2 separate regions of the Mus musculus genome follow, and region 1 is linked to region 2. A link is a loop called in an ENCODE intact Hi-C map of the cell type or tissue named here. Cell type or tissue: heart. All regions are shown on one strand.

Region 1 (8,000 bases), 380 kb after region 2:
TGGAAAGAGAAAGGTTCCATGCAAGCTGTGCCTCTGCAGCCTTCTCTGTCTCCACAGGTTTAACAGCTACCTCACAGCTACCTCACAGCTACCTCACAGCTACCTCACAGCTACCTCACAGCTACCTCACAGCTACCTCACAGCTACCTCACAGCTACCTCACAGCTACCTCACAGCTACCTCACAGCTACCTCACAGCTACCTCACAGCTACCTCACAGCTACCTCACAGCTACCTCACAGGCTAGGTGACTGCTGGACAACTCCTCACTGGCCATGCAACTGCTCAGGCACTGGTTTTAATTAAAGATATTAACATCTTGAATATATAGAACCAAGATACATACCTTTTTTTTTAAACCATTTAGAAATTCCAAAGTTAGTTTGATCATTTCCTCTTACCAACCAAGAGTGCCCCTGATAGGCTGAGACCCAGTGATGGGCCAGATGTGAGGTGCCAAGTCTGGTGGACGCGCAAGCCTTAGAAAGCAGACACATTCATTGCACATGAGGGACATGCGCACCATGTGAACACAATCTAGGTCCACAGTGTTGTCACCAGATGTTATTGGTGAGAGAAACTGATGTTATAACAAATCCTTTGTGAAGAAGGTGTCAATTATATTATTGCTTTATTCTTCCATGATATTTGAATTTAAGGAAAAAATTATTATAAACTTTCATTTCATGACCCAAAGCCATCCATTTTAATGAATAATGAATATTTTAAGAGGCCTCTGAAGCCAGAACTTTGTAAATGCATACTTCTTTACATTTTTTTCAGTTACCAGTATTTTATTCTCATAAAACATTTAAAAATTAAAAGGATATTTACATCTTGGAGCTAAGTTTAGAACTGTAACAAATGACTTAATCTAAGTGCTAAATATTTAGTAAAAAAAACACAACAAACATCCTCTTTTAAAATGCTTATTGTCTGTAACCCCCAAATAAATTACAAAGAAGGCTTTGGTATAGTCTGCGTTGGTTATATTGTCTTTTACTGCCATAGAAACAAAGACTGTGAGGCCCACCCACCCCTCCCCGGTTCCAAGTGTGACATGCAGTGCAGCTCACTGAGGTGCAGTGCTGTGCAGTGATCTGTAGAACATTGCTTACTCTGCAGGAACTACAGCTGGAGTGCAGATCTGCATGATATGCCAGAGCATATTGCTTCTTACTCTGCTGATTGCCTAATGAAGTTAGGTTTGTTCGTAGGGTTAGTTGGTGAGCCAGCTGTATCCAGAAGGGAAGCATTGATCCACTGTTCCCCAGCTCCACTTTAAGTGTGTGTGTTTCCCTGTAGACTTTTTCCCACCGACCTGTTTGAGACCTTCATTGACATAGGACATTACGTTCGTGATATTGGTGCTTATAAGGACTTGGTATCACAGTTGAATTTACTATTGGTAAGTCTTGAGTTCTAAATATTTGGGCAGGCTGCTCTGGGATCAGGATAGTAGTAACCAATTTTCCTTTTATGACTTGGTTAGGAAGATGAGCTGAAGCAAATTGCTGAGAATATTGAAAGCATCAATCAGAAGAAAGCGCCCTTGAAGTACATAGGTGACTATGCTGTGTTGGACCACCTTGGAAGTGGAGCTTTTGGCTGTGTTTATAAGGTGAGTCTGCCCTGGGAGATAGTTCTCATGTTTCAAAACAAATTTGAAGTAACACTCCAGATGGCCATACTCATTTTAATTGAAGTCCTTATCATTGAAAACTAGTGAAGAAGTACAGATAGAGATGAGAGTGCTGGTTGTATCCAACACTGGGTGGTAATTATGTGAGTGTTGCCTTGGCTCTCAGCTCTAGTACCTGGTCCCTGACAGGGCATCCTTCACAGAAAATGAATCAAAATAGCTTGTCCCAGTGCATGACATAGTTTATAAACTTTCACCAGTGTTTCTACACCTGCCCAGGGAAAGCCTGTTGAGTCCTGCAGTGGGGACCAGACCAGAAGGTAACAGGTTTGAGCTCTCTCAGCTTAGTGTAAATGCAGCTAGACTCTCATGCTATGTGTTGGTTAACCATGTATGTAATTTTGTTATTCTAGTTCATCTGTCTTTGTCTAACCCTCAATTCTCAGCATTTAATTAATTGCTTTCCTTATTGTAGGTTAGAAAGCGTAGTGGTCAAAATCTTTTAGCAATGAAGGAGGTCAATTTGCATAACCCAGCATTTGGAAAGGATAAGAAAGACCGAGACAGCAGTGTCAAGAACATTGTTTCTGAATTAACAATAATTAAGGAGCAGGTAAATATTGTCTTATTTCTGAGATGTCTCTGATATAAATGTCATTGAAGCTGAGCTCTGCTGCTGTTCTTGTCCATGCCGTTTATAAATCAGTTCGGTATGAAATACTGGACATTGGTGCAGTGATATTTTTGCCAGTGTTTTTCCTAAAGCTTGTTATTGAGTCATGGAAACTCTTTTAGGAGTTTATAGCAGGGCCTTGGATGCAAAACAGTTGAGCTTACAAACCAGAACACACCATGTATGCTTAGCTACTGAGTTACTGCATAGGAACAGGAGAAAGACACCCTTAATGGAGTGCTGGGAATTTGAGAAAGACCACCCTCCAACTTCAGTCAGCTAAAGCCAACCTGTTGACACCCCTCAAGTCTGGCTTATTAAATCTAAAATGTAGGTTTTGTTTCATTTCCCCTTTCTAGAGCAGGCTTGTGTAGTCTAGGCTGGTCTTAGCCCTGCTCTGTAGTACAGACTGACCTTCAGGACCCGCCCCCCCCTTTCCTGGCTCCCTGTCCTAAGTGCTGAGATTAGGGGTGGGCCCCACTGTCTTCTGGGTTATTTTTATTATCATGAATATGTGACATAATCGCTCAATTAGCTGTCATTATGAAGGAGTATTGGAGGAAAACGGAGCGCAGGCGAGAAATGGGAATTCTTTCTGTAATCCGAGAAGATGCTGGTTCCTTTCCCAGCTCTCCTTGTTTGTGCATTTCTGTTTCTAAGTTCTAGGAAGCTGCCAGCCTCACTGCGCCCTGCAGTCATGTTTGCTTGGTGTCACAAACATGGTCTTTATTCATTGAAACCTATAGTTTGACATCACTAAGTTACAACAAAAGTCACCACTAATGGATTAGATCGCAAGAAGCCATCCCATCCGTTCAGAAACTCATCCTGTCCCCACTTGCTAGTTGATTTGGGTGCTAATTTGTTTAAGTGCGTTTCCTAAGAAAAAGGGTCCAGAAGAGGCCAATCAGGGTGCCACAGTTTAGATTTTGATGTCACTGAAGATTGTCCCTCCTGTGGGAGCCACCTGAACCAAAAAGAAGGATGTCATGGAATACAGAAGCCATAGGTACGGGAGTGAGAGACCCTGTCTGCTAAGAGGTGACAATGAGCACAGCACAGAGGCTTCGAACTACCAGGCTTAGAGAATGGCACAAGTTGGCATTATTCCCTGTTCCATGCAACTGCTGGTGACACCTTCCCATCCCAAGTGGGAAAAGCAGCAGAAAGGACACTTCCAGGGCTGAGGGACAGACAAATGTCACTGCTGCCTGGGAAGCCACATCCTGGCTACTCTGCTGCTGATAACCCTGAGACCGCTGGGTTGGTGTGAGTAGCAGCTACGTGGGCCCCACTCAGAGGGACACTCAGAGGCACAAACCATTTATAGACATCATGGCAATTCCTCTGAAACAAGACACTTTACCTAGAAACTACATTCTAAATAAATAGTTGGAGACATTTTACACCATTTTTCTTTTTTAGAACTTTCTCCCTCCCTGTGTAGCTGAGGCCCAACCCTGGGGCAGAGCATGCTAAGGGAATCGTTAAGGAACTGATCAGTCCTAAACCTGTCCACTGCCCATTAGGAAGTGCAGCATCTTCTAGCCTGGTTCACAAAGGCATGGAGGACACTGTCTCTTTCATTAACTTAAAAAAGTCATTTAAAACCTTAAATGGCAGCTGGCAGTCTTAGATGAAACTTCAGTGTACAAAAGCTTGTGTTTTGAAGAGTCTGATAAGTGTTTGCTATTTGTTTTCTTACAGCTTTATCATCCCAATGTTGTACGTTATTATAAAACATTTTTGGAAAGTAAGTATGAATTGCTTTCTAAGTAAGGAAACATATGTTTGTTATTTATATACATTTATATTATGTTGGCAGAAAATAAACCCATTCAGCTATTTTCTACTGGCTTTTATTATTAGGCATTGCTTTCTTAAGCAGTAAAATAATTTTTTAATTGATGACCTGAGAATACTTAAAATATTTTGATCTGTATTATATAGAGGCACAGTGTGAATAAACAAAAATAATTAAATTATTGTACAGAAAAGGAACTGTAGAAGAAAAAGAGAAAAGAGAACTAAAGCATGATGTTTTATTTTTCTTTTTGCAAGCTCACAGCAGCATCTAGTGGCATTTTCCACCCCTAATAAAATGGATTGGACTCCGCCTTCAAGGTTTTTTTTTTTTTTTCTCACAAATTTCAGTAGATGCCACCAGGTGGCGCCAGAGTCCTGGCTGAGCCTGCAGGCTGGCTGGCTTGTTTCCTGCTTGTGGGATGGAGAGCACAGTCAAACAAAGCCAAACTCAGTCGCTTGTTTACAAGTGAAGGAAGTATTGAACTTAACCATCTGTAGCATAAAATCCTGAAGTATTAGCCGGGCATGGTGACTCAGTCCTTTAATCCCAGCACTTGAGAGGCAGAGGCCGACTGTGTGTGTTTGAGGACAACCTGATCTACATAGTGAGTTTCAGGCTGGGCATGGCTGCATAGAGAGACCCTGTCTCAATACTAAACAGAAGCTGTTCTGTATGCAGCTCAATTGCTATGTTTTTACCCATTTCCCTTCTTTAAGTGATTTAGATGGACTCCTTCCTCCTTACGTGCTAGTTCTTAATATCGGGATTATTCCTGTAATTAAAGCTATCAGATTTAGTTCCTGACTTAGACTGAAGTAAGTACAAGTCATTACAAAAACAAAACACTTAACCTGACGACTTCCAAAATAAATTGAAGGAAACTTAAAATATGTATAATATTACCAAGTTATAAACTATGATGAAGAAGACTATAATTTGAGAAAATGAAAACAAACAGCTAAGCATAGTGCAGGCAATATGTATTTCTTGGAATGGTGAAACTTGGGAATCTATAAATGTCCGTAAGAGAGATGCTATATGGTTTATTCATTTTTGCAATCCTGTGAAAGGCAACAGGAAGAACAGTGTGCTTACATTCATGCTGCAGTGTGAGACTGGTGGAGAAGCCAGTGGGCAGGATGGGAGATGTCTGTCCTTTGCAGGCAGATTGTGTATGTGTGTATTTTGTGTATGTCCAACAGTCAGAAAAGACACATGTCACATATCATTATTAGTAGTTCAAATTGGCTTTAAAGGAGTGTATTCAGAGAACAAAAACAGCAACAAGAAAACCAAAAACCCAAACAGTGCTAAACCCTTGTAAACCCTAACATAAAATCAGAGTCCAGGTCTCTCTACTCGAGAGGGGCCTAGCAGTAATCTCTGTCATGGGTAGGTGCTTTAGTCTGTGTTATTGCAACATCATAGCGTGATCCGTGGGTAAGTTTGTATGACATAATCTATGTCACCATACAAAATGCAATTTATAATGCGGTTTTCTGAACGTCTTATTTGATCCGAGGTACTAAGAGGCAGGCCTCGTGACTTGAGACAGTTGGCTTACTGTCTTTGACATGGTTCAGGCATTCTATGGTATAAGCAGAAAATGATTATGCTTGCCAGAGAGGAGAAAGTCTGGAGTCAGAGGAAGTTGCTGCTAGGCTGTGACTGCCCCAAGGGCAGCTCTGTGCTCTGCCAGCATTCAGTGGATCCTGACACTAAGTTTTCCGTTTTGTGCTCCAACACTCCTTGGAAAGCCCGGGTTCTAATTTGTGAAGGTTTTCCAGGGCTTTATACTGACTTTACATTTCTGTGACTCCTTTTTGCTTTTGCATAGATGACAGGTTGTATATCGTTATGGAGCTGATAGAAGGAGCCCCACTTGGAGAGCACTTTAATTCTTTGAAGGAAAAACATCACCATTTCAGTGAAGAGCGACTGTGGAAAATATTTATACAGGTACACTACACCCTTCATTGAAATTTTCTTTATACAACAAAGTTCTGAGCTACCTTAGAGATACACTGTTGGTTACGTATATGGCAGGAATCAAATTTGCTTCCATTCTTGTTTCAAGCTGTGCTTAGCTCTTCGGTATCTGCACAAGGAGAAGAGGATTGTTCACAGAGATCTCACGCCAAACAACATTATGCTGGGAGATAAGGACAAAGTGACAGTTAGTAAGTATAAAAGTCTTCAACTTTTTAACTGAAGAAGTTCTGAATGTCAGTTGAGAAATGCACCCCATTTCAGAGTGGTGGTGCTTGTCAGTAGAACTTTTGGCATAGATGGAAATGTTTTCTCTGAGTTGTCCAGTGGAGTGAGTAAGCACTAGCCACATGATACTCTTGGGCAAGTGGAATGTGGCCCCTGTGGCTGAGGAAATGAACTTTTATATTTCATTAACTTTTGAGCTGGGTATTGGTTTGCACACATTGGAAGGTGGAGGCAGATGGATCTGGAGTTCAAGGCCAATTTCAGTGACATAGTAAGTTGGTGCTAGCCTTAACCAAACTTTTTTTCAAAAAGCCAAACCAAACCAAACCAAAAAACAGCAATAGCAAAAAACTCAATAAGCAAAATTCTTTTGTTAAATTATAATTACTTTCCATATCCCTGAGACAATAATGTTTGCACAATATTGGATAATGGAAATACTGTTCTAAATGACTGTTTTGCTCATATGAGAGATACAGTACTCTTAGGATGCTTCTGTGTTTAATTTAACTCCTCAATTAATGCTTTCTGAGTTTTTCTTTCTACCTCATAAACAGAAGCTTTGCTGATTAACACATTGAGCACATTGCTTTGGACTACTTTATCTCAGTCTGTCTTAAAGGTGTCAGACTTGCAGGGCTTTACAAACACAGCGACTTGTATCCTTTGACATAGCTGTTTGTTTCATTGGTTGGTGTTTTCATCTGTAGCAGAAAGGCAGATAACAGTAAATTAAATTTCATTGATTAGGACAGAGTTAGGGGGCACTTCAGCACTGGAGAGGCAGAGGCAGGGGTAGAGGCAGAGAGGCAGAGAGGCAGAGAGGCAGAGAGGCAGAGAGGCAGAGAGAGGCAGAGGCAGAAGAAGAGGCAGAAAGGCAGAGGCAGGGAAGTACGAGGGGGCAGAGACAGGGAGGCAAGGAAGCAGGAAGGCAGGAAGAAAGAGATAGAGAGAGAGAGACAGACAGACAGACAGACAAAGGCAGAGGCAGGTAGATTTCTTTCAATCTGAGGCTAGCCAGTCCTATGTAGTTTTCGTTTCCAAAAAATAAATGAATAAGTAAAAAATAAATACTAATAACAATACTAATAATAGTAATTAAAACTTTCCCCTCTAAATTAGAAGGTTTATTTTTACCCTATATTTATTTTTCTAACTCTCCATGGTTAACTACTTTTTAGTTCAGAGTGATAATCTATTTTTCCCCTGAGCCTTTTTCCTCTTGTTTGGGATATGTATGGTTAACTAGCTACAAAGGGGAGACACTCTTCATGTAGACTTTTAGTCTCTACACAGGTTGCTTCTGAGATTCCTACAGTAAAAGAATGTTTGAGAGCACACTACTAGAGTGCAGGCTTGTCTATGAATTCTGTATAAAGATGCTATGGAACACAGCAAGTTCTAGAGCAATTGATGATAAAGGGATACATTAAAAAAACAAAACAAGAAAAAACCCCCAAGCCACCACCAACAAAACCTGGTCACTTGGTATTGGATACCAATTGCTTGCTCTTCCCTGGGAGACTGTGTCTTCCTCTTTGAGAATTCCTTAGGAGCTAGTAGTAATCTGTGTGGGATTGAGGGCTCCTGGACTTTCCCGGTTTGATTTCTGATGTCTTCTGTTGTCTTTCTTCAATTATGTTTGCTTCGTGAGTGTAGCT
Region 2 (8,000 bases):
CTAACAAAATGAACAGTATGCAGCTGCTGATCTAAAGCTGTGGTAGATATTGAAGTTAAAATTGTGATTAAAGCAGTAAATCCTAAAATTGCTCATTTAAACTTTTCCAAGTTTGCATTCCTGGATTTTTAAACCAAGGATCATTTCCTAACTCTAACAGGCAGCAAAACATAAGCAGGTCTCTTTAACAAAATCATAACAGCAGATTCCTTATCTAAATGAGGATCTATGCAATTAATTAATTGACAAGAATTACAATGAATATGAAAAGACTCGTCAAGATTGGTGATCTTAACTCTTAAAATTATCTAACAATATAGCACACAGGTAAGGTACACAAGCTTTCACAGCTATAGGGGAGTTGGCCTGAATGGCCAAAAACAGTGTCTCTGACAAAATCTTATCAAATACACTGAAGCAGTCCTTCCGCCTCATGAGTCATCAGTTTTAGTTGTCCCCAAGTTGACACCAGGTCGGCTCTCCTTGCTGTAGCCCATGGCAGAGATAGGAAGAGTTTCTTCATCTTACTTGCAAGTGGCTGCTTGCCCCATTCCTCTTTTCCTGTGTGCTCAACACAGCTTTCTTGTCACCACTGTCAGGGCACTCAGGAACTCACAGGTCAGCCTGTCACATGAATCATTCTGGAAGCTATCATGCTCCTGCAGCATTCTGTGGAAAAAAACAGAAACATTGCCCCCTTCCCCCATATTAAATATCTGAACAGGCTCATGCCATGTGTCAATAAGTGGATCCTTTTCATCTCACCTAGACATAATTCTGTCTAGTTTTAGGATACTATGGAGCATTTAGTAAGTTTTTTGTCATCCAAATTTTAAATTTTTAAAAATAAAAATGTGATTTAAATAATGTGCATGGGGATATAATTCCCCCCTTCTTTGTTTTTTAAGAAGATAGAGTTTTTAAAGTTCCACAATACCATGTCTTTGAGAATTATTAAATTGTTGACAAAACATCTCAAATACTTGACTGTAATAGTCAGTTTTAATATCTGTTTTAATCTGATTTGGAACACCAAGTCTATTTAAAAAATTAACACAGACAGTGACTTTCAGTTGTTTCTCTTGTAGAGCAGTTGTAACTAGAAAACCTGAAAAGGTATTAAATAGTCACATGTGCATATTTTATTTAATTAATTATTTATTTAATCAGAAATAAGAGTATCCATTTTAAATAATTACGTATAAGTCCTCAAAAATTAACACCATTATGTGAAAACAGGTAGAAACTGAAGACATTGAGAACAATTTTTTACAATTTGACATACAGATTTTTTTAAATACTAAAGTATTATCTTAAGCCATTACTATTTTGATGATGTAAAGAACAAGGTTATATGGCCAGTTATTTTTGTGTTCTTATGAGTTGTATATGCATAAACAATTGCAAAATTGCAAATTCATAGTATCTGAAGGATGAACAGTTTGAAGCAATTGTAAACTCTGAGCACACACTCTCTCTCTGTCTCTCTCTCTCTCTCTCTCCATACATATATATATATATATATATATATATATATATATACTATTAATATACAAATTAAAGCTTTATGTTTTAACATTTTAAAACACTGGCTACAGTACACTATTCGATTATCTGTGTTGAAGTAGGAGGCAACTCAAAAGAACAAACATGTGATCTAGTCACATATACTTCTCTCCCATAGAAGTGCTGTTTATAAATATACTAGATGTATTCTTTATGGAATGCTTTGAGGAGAGATCTATGGAATGCCACTAGGCAGGAATCTGACATTGGCCAAGGACAAGGAAACAAGCCTCAATCTTTAGGCTGTAATAGGAAAGCAGGCCAAGGCAGTAACTCCAATCTTGGGGTGGAACAAAAGAAGCAGGCTCCAGGCAAGATCCTGGGTCCGGACAAGGACAAGCCTCTCTGAGGCTGCTCTGAGCTTTGCATTAACTGTAAGTATTTCTTAAACTGTGCATACTGTTACAAATTTTTAATCCTAACCAATAACTTATGAGCCAACAATCTATAACCAAGACATATAAAACATTTATACCTTTAAAACCATTCAGAAACGAAAAGGAAATGGCTGCATACATTTGCTTATTTAAACCAAACAAAAAGCTTAATTTTTCTAGCTGTAATTTCAAGAGCGGAGCACCTTGTCATCTGATGAATCTAATAATCACAAGCACAGAGATTTTTGTAGGAAAAACAGCCATCAGTTCCTTTACCATAGAACTTGAGAAGCTGCTGGTCCCTTTAAGAGCAGCGTTTACAATCAGCTCCTAGCAGGGCTTGATCCCTTTAAGAGCAGTGTTTACAATTCGCTCCTAGCAGGGCTTCTTCAGCCATACTAGCTCATCTCAGATATTCACATAGCTCTAAAAACATACACAAAAACACACAAAACAGAAACCAACAGATCCAGACACATGCGACCCTTTCTCGTGCTCCACAAGCAGGCAAAAGAATTAGATGATTTTGGAAGGGTAAGATTCCACTTCATAAACAGAACTTGGTCCCTCTGACTGATCTCTGGAGATTACCAGATGTCCCTGGCTCTCCCTACTTCCCAGGGCGTCCCCCAGGGTGGCAGTCTGTGGTGACCACAGTCCTGCGGTCCTTATGGCCCGAAAGGACAGCTGCAAATACCAAGCGTGTGTTTCAGAAAACCCCATCATCTACAAACACCAGAGAAACCAAACTCAGGTGGATCCAAACTCAGACTGCGCCATGCTTCAGAAACAAAGGACAAGACACAGACAAACAAACCAACACAATAAGCACACGTCACCGGCCGGCATGCATACATTCCAGAGGGGATCCCCATGCCTCCAAGTCAGTTCTTGGGTGTGAGGGGTGGTCGTGTTTCCCGGTCAATGCATGAAATGAAAGACCCACAACATGAGGGCTCACTCCCCCACGTTCTGACTCAGGAGAGGCGACACCCCAAATCACTCACAAGAAATGGTCTTGCTGCAAACTGCAAGATGACTTTTTATTTTGTTTAAGAGCACTCTTAGGCCCACAGAGGCCATCAGACAAGGAAACTGGTCACTAATTGTAAAGACCTTGTGTGTGCTGAGGACATCTGTGGGATTTCTTCTAGCCATCACCACGAGCAATGGCCTCAAGCAGCAACAGATGTGCAGACTGGAAATAGCAAATGACCGCAGGTGGTGACAAATCCAGACTGCAGGAGGTGGAAGATGCTCATCCATACTCGCAGCCTTAGAAACTCTTTACCAAACCAGTCCTGCCTGTCAGGACTTTAAAGTCCACTTCACTCAATTCACAAGCACCTACAGTACTGGCATTAGAGTCTTGACAGGGTGATAACCAGGCAAAAGAAAAGCTGTTTGTGTATGGCTGCAAGAACAAGTCTTCAAGTTTAAAATATAAAGTGTAAACAATTAGTTTTAAACTATTATTTTTGTTTTGTTATGTTTTACAAATCTACTAGCTTTCATGGAATAGTTAGGATTATGGAAATGGCCTATGAATTTTAATGTGTTTAGGAGACAATTCTTTACAGAATGTTTTGTCAGCCCAATGACGCCCAGTGATCTAACCTACCCTAGGCTGTTTGCTTTTATGCTCTAGCTGCCTTTTCAGGACTGAATGGGCTTTATTTTTATTAATATATTTCTTTTCACTGATATCAATATCTGTAAATAGTACATATAGTGACCAAAGGAAACTTTACAATTCAATCCTCTCAAAACCCTGTAAGTCAGATGATTTTGTTTTGCTCATTTAGATTTTAAAAATGGACCACAAATAGTTACTAGACATATACCATACCTAGAGCCATTATATATATCTTAGAACTAAAAGTTAAATCAAATTATTATTGTTAAAAATTCCATTACTTTATAAGACAGAGCAAAATTCCTCAAGGTTGTAAGGTATCCTGCTGCCCATAGCTTCCTCTGAACTTTTGGTGTTTTAGTATCACATTTTATAAAACTAATTAAGTCAGAAGATGCACATGTAAATGGGTCATAGTCTGCTGTAGTCCAAGATATCCATTAATTGAGTGTACGTTTTTCCTACAAATATTACTGTTTTTTTTTTATCTCATTCAAACAGTTATAGATTGGCCTTGGGAATGGAAAGTAAATGTGTCACTAGACTAGACAGAAAAGAATGTGTGTTGCTTCCAAATGCTGCAGGTGCTTTTGTGACTCTGAACACAAGGTGGCAGCCATTCACCCTTTTAGACTGTCTAAAAGAGGAGAGAGACTTCTTGCTGACTGCATTGAAGAGTTACATTAATTAAACTAATCAAAACACATGACACTTTGGAAAGTTGTAGGTGTCTATGTTAATCACAATTTACTGAAAATGGAGGCTTTTCAGATGAGAACTGAGAGATGCATTAATCTATGGGTATAATGGTAAGTCATTACGAGTCAGTGTGATATTACATTGGTTGAACAGAATGATCTCCTGTGGTCTTTATCCAGTCTAGTCACAGGTTCTCCAATATATAAAGGATTTCATTTTTGTGGGGTGGATATAAATCCAATCAAAAAGTAGTTGGTGCAGATAGTGTGGCCTATGAGCTATAAGGCTCTCAGAAATTAGGATGTCCATACAGGATTTTTCTTTCTTTCTTTCAAATACATTCAGTTTATTCACACAAACTTTCCTGATAAAATTATGCAAGTATAAAGGTTAAACAGACATCTTACCAAGCAGGGAGCACTTGCTTGGACAGAAATGCTGCTGCAGGGTTCCACTGGGGCATATTCTCTAGCAAAGATACTTCAAAAGCTGGCAGGGTCTACCCATGTCTGCCATGAAGTCCTTCAGCTGTGACAGGTCAGAGGCTGGCACTGTTGGACATCCAGAAGATCCACAAGAGTCCTGGGCAGCAGCTATCTCTGACAAGCAGGACTGTGTGAGCCCAGCAACAGTACTGGAAGTTCAACAGTCACTAAGGCCAGGGCCTCAGTCTTTAGTCTTCTTGCTGATGGGTATCAACACAGTGTCTCAGAATATAGCAGTATCATCCTACAGACCATTCCCAAAGTTCCGATTTCTGTTATCATTTCAATGGGTAATAGCATAGCTCTATCAGGGTTCACAGCTCACAGTGACAAACTAGTACATCAAGACTACCTGTGGGTTAGTTCATTAGCATATTATATCAGTCATGGGCTAGGTTCATAGCCAAATTCTCAGTAGCCCACCAAGGCCTTGCTTCTGAGGCCTTGTCAGAGAAGCCTGGTAGTAAGCTTGGGCATCGGAGTATTTCAAGTCACATAACATGGCTTTTTAAGTTACACACACAAAAAAATGGTTTCTAAGTTACACAAAATGGTTTTTAGTTTTGTTCTTAACAGTTGGTTACTCCTATGATATTCATGCCACTATTATACCAGCGGTCATCTTGCCATCATCACTACAGCTCACATTATTCATAGTTGGGTAAATTTGATAATTACTTTCTCCTCCAGTATTGTCTTAGTGAGGGTCCATTGCTGTGAAAAGACACTATGACCATGGCAACTCTTATAAAGGTAAACATTACATTGGGGCTGGCTTACACTTTCAGAGGTTCAGTCCATTACCATCATGACAGGAAGCATGGCAGCATGCAGGCAGACATGATACTGGAGGAGCTAGGAGTTCTATATCCTGATCTGAAGGCAACCAAGAAGAGACAACCTTCCAGGCAGGGAGGTCTCAAAGCCCATTCCCACAGTGGCACTTCCTACAAGGCCACACTTACTCCAACAAGGCCGAACCTCCTAGCATGTAGTTTTTACTACCCTGCTTTAGGTTCTCTTGGATCCATGGATGAAAGACACAAACACATTAGTTCATTTTTAACCTGCCTTATTGGCTCAGTGGCTGAGCTCTTCTAAGCCTACAGTAGCTAGTGTGCCCTTTCCTTTACTCCTAGCTCAACATGTCTGAATCTACCCTCAGCTTAGTTGCTTGGTTCCTTTCCTCCTAGTTCAGCACCTCTAAATCTTCCCTCAGCTTAGTTGCTAGGTTACCTTCTGTGAAGACCATTAATCTTGCTGCCCAAGATGATTTTGGGCTGTCCTTCTGTGGGGTGCTTTCCTTTTCTGCCTACATTTCAGAAGATTTCCCCTAAAATTCTGAGTCTCCCCCAAGAATCTCTATTCTCCTCTTCCTGCCCTCCCCTCCTCCTAGCTTGTGGGAATCTGGAAGTCCCACCTCTTTCTTTCCACCCACCCACTGAATGCTGGCATCTTTATTGACAGATTAAAGACCAATTGGGGGCAAGGTCTTTAAGCATCATTAAATACAGTTCCTGATGAAATCAAAGCATCAGAACCATTCCTCTACACCTGGGCCAAACATATTCAAACCACCACAAGTATTGAGCATAGCACCTGCCAGCACTGTACAAAAGCTAACCAGTGGGGATGAAGGTTTCATATCAGTACCGCCTTGATTTCTTCATGTTCTAGGACTTGAGTATGTGGTGCCTTACTGTTAAGTTCTGGAAGACAATTCCTAGCACTATCAACCACCTATAATAGTTATGGGTCTATGAAGCCTCGGTATGCAACAACTCCAAAAGAGGTAACCCATTGCTGGCACTGAAGTTTTCATTTGCTAGCCTAAGGTGTCTTATAGGGGCATGCATTGTGTTGTCAACTGAGGATCTGAAGTTACCTGGGACAAACCTACAGACACTCCTGTCAGGGATTATTTAGCATCTGAACTAGGCTATAAGGGATTGCATTGATTAAATTAATTGAAGTGGAAAGACCCACATTAAAAATGATCAATACCATTTCTGGGCTTAGGTACACAGGTGTATAAAATGAAAAGATTAATCAGAGCACAGGTTGCAGTCATCCATACTTCCTGCTGAGAATGTTCTATGCCCAGGGTCAGCTGCTTTGAGTTGCCAAGATATACAGCATGTTCAACTCTGAATCAGAACACATGCTTTTTTTCCATAAGTAAATGTTAGAACAGAAATAGTTGAGGTAGAATAAAAGGCATGGCTCTCTTCTCTAAAACTAGAGGGTTGAAGAAGCAGAAATTAAAAGCAAAAACAATAGAGAATGACTCTATCTCATTTGCCAACAGAAGCTATGGACCAGGGCACTTCTGTCATTTGAATGTACATGTCATTCTTGAGATTGTACTTTGCTCAGAGTCCCTGCTTTTCAGAACTCAGCTCTTATTTTCTGATGCCCAGTTCCACACCCGCTCCTGTATAAAGATGAAAATTATTGGGAGAAACAGTTTTCTTGGAGTGAATTCTGCATGAAGCAAAGCAATATGCAGGGGATACACACTGACAGGTAGGAATTTAGGTGATCTATAAACTTCACTTGAAGCCACTTATGAATACTTGCATAACTTCGGTTACTGAGGAAACAAGCAAGACTGTAACATTTGTTCCTCTCATGGGACATCCTTCCAAAAGTTTTCTGCTAAGTGTAAAGAAAACCTGTTTTTCTGGGTATACTTTATTTCACAGAAAGTAAGCACCGCAAAGATCAAAGTATAGGGCAGAAAGAAGATCATGAATTGTATGTAGTTTCTACAATATGCTGAAGTGTAAGAATTGATTTCCTCTAAACCTCAGTGAGAATGTTGAGGCAACCTAATCCACAGATGGGGTTGGGTGGGGGGAGTAGGGTAAAGCTCATATACAAAGAGATCCTGTGGCCTCACACATTGTACATGCCCAGAAAGGCTAGCCAGTCTATTACTGCTTGTGATTGTCTACCAAAAGGAGACACATTGGATTCTGTTTCTGATATCAGCCACTGCTGAAATCCCTTACCCCAAAAAGCTTTTAGAAATCATTACTTGAATTACTATTATATATAATAATTTTTCCAACATTGAGGATCAAACACAAGCATACTGGGTAAAACTCACTCTGACCTAAATTCCTACCCCTTTTTGTTAGTATCTGTTTCTTTACTTTTAGCTGATACAGAGCCTCATTCTGTAGCTCAGGCTGGACTTGACCTTTGGGATTCCCCTCCTCACCCTCCAGGGAG

What was found. A loop is a pair of places that touch in the nucleus more often than their neighbours do. Peaks named below come from ENCODE experiments on the same cell type or tissue, not always from the same donor. Only the 100,000 strongest peaks of a DNase experiment are listed, where the experiment ranks them.
Region 1: it touches region 2 in a loop (9-fold over the local background); 17 of 42 quality-filtered maps call a loop at or near these places.

What each region holds. Positions count from the first base shown.
Region 1 is chr14:14,859,434-14,867,433 of GRCm38, forward strand. It overlaps Nek10 (NIMA (never in mitosis gene a)- related kinase 10), which reads left to right. Exons shown (of 35, transcript NM_001195229.1): 16 at 1,306-1,408; 17 at 1,493-1,621; 18 at 2,118-2,255; 19 at 4,023-4,068; 20 at 5,960-6,081; 21 at 6,200-6,302. Among named protein-coding and RNA genes, the nearest start is that of Nek10, 43 kb to the left of the region's middle. In heart, a CTCF peak has its summit at 4,486 (motif pointing right); a DNase peak (open chromatin) is centred at 4,558; H3K27ac peaks cover 402 bases.
Region 2 is chr14:14,477,851-14,485,850 of GRCm38, forward strand. No RefSeq gene overlaps it. Among named protein-coding and RNA genes, the nearest start is that of Il3ra, 140 kb to the left of the region's middle. In heart, a CTCF peak has its summit at 4,179 (motif pointing right); no DNase peak of the experiment used is centred here.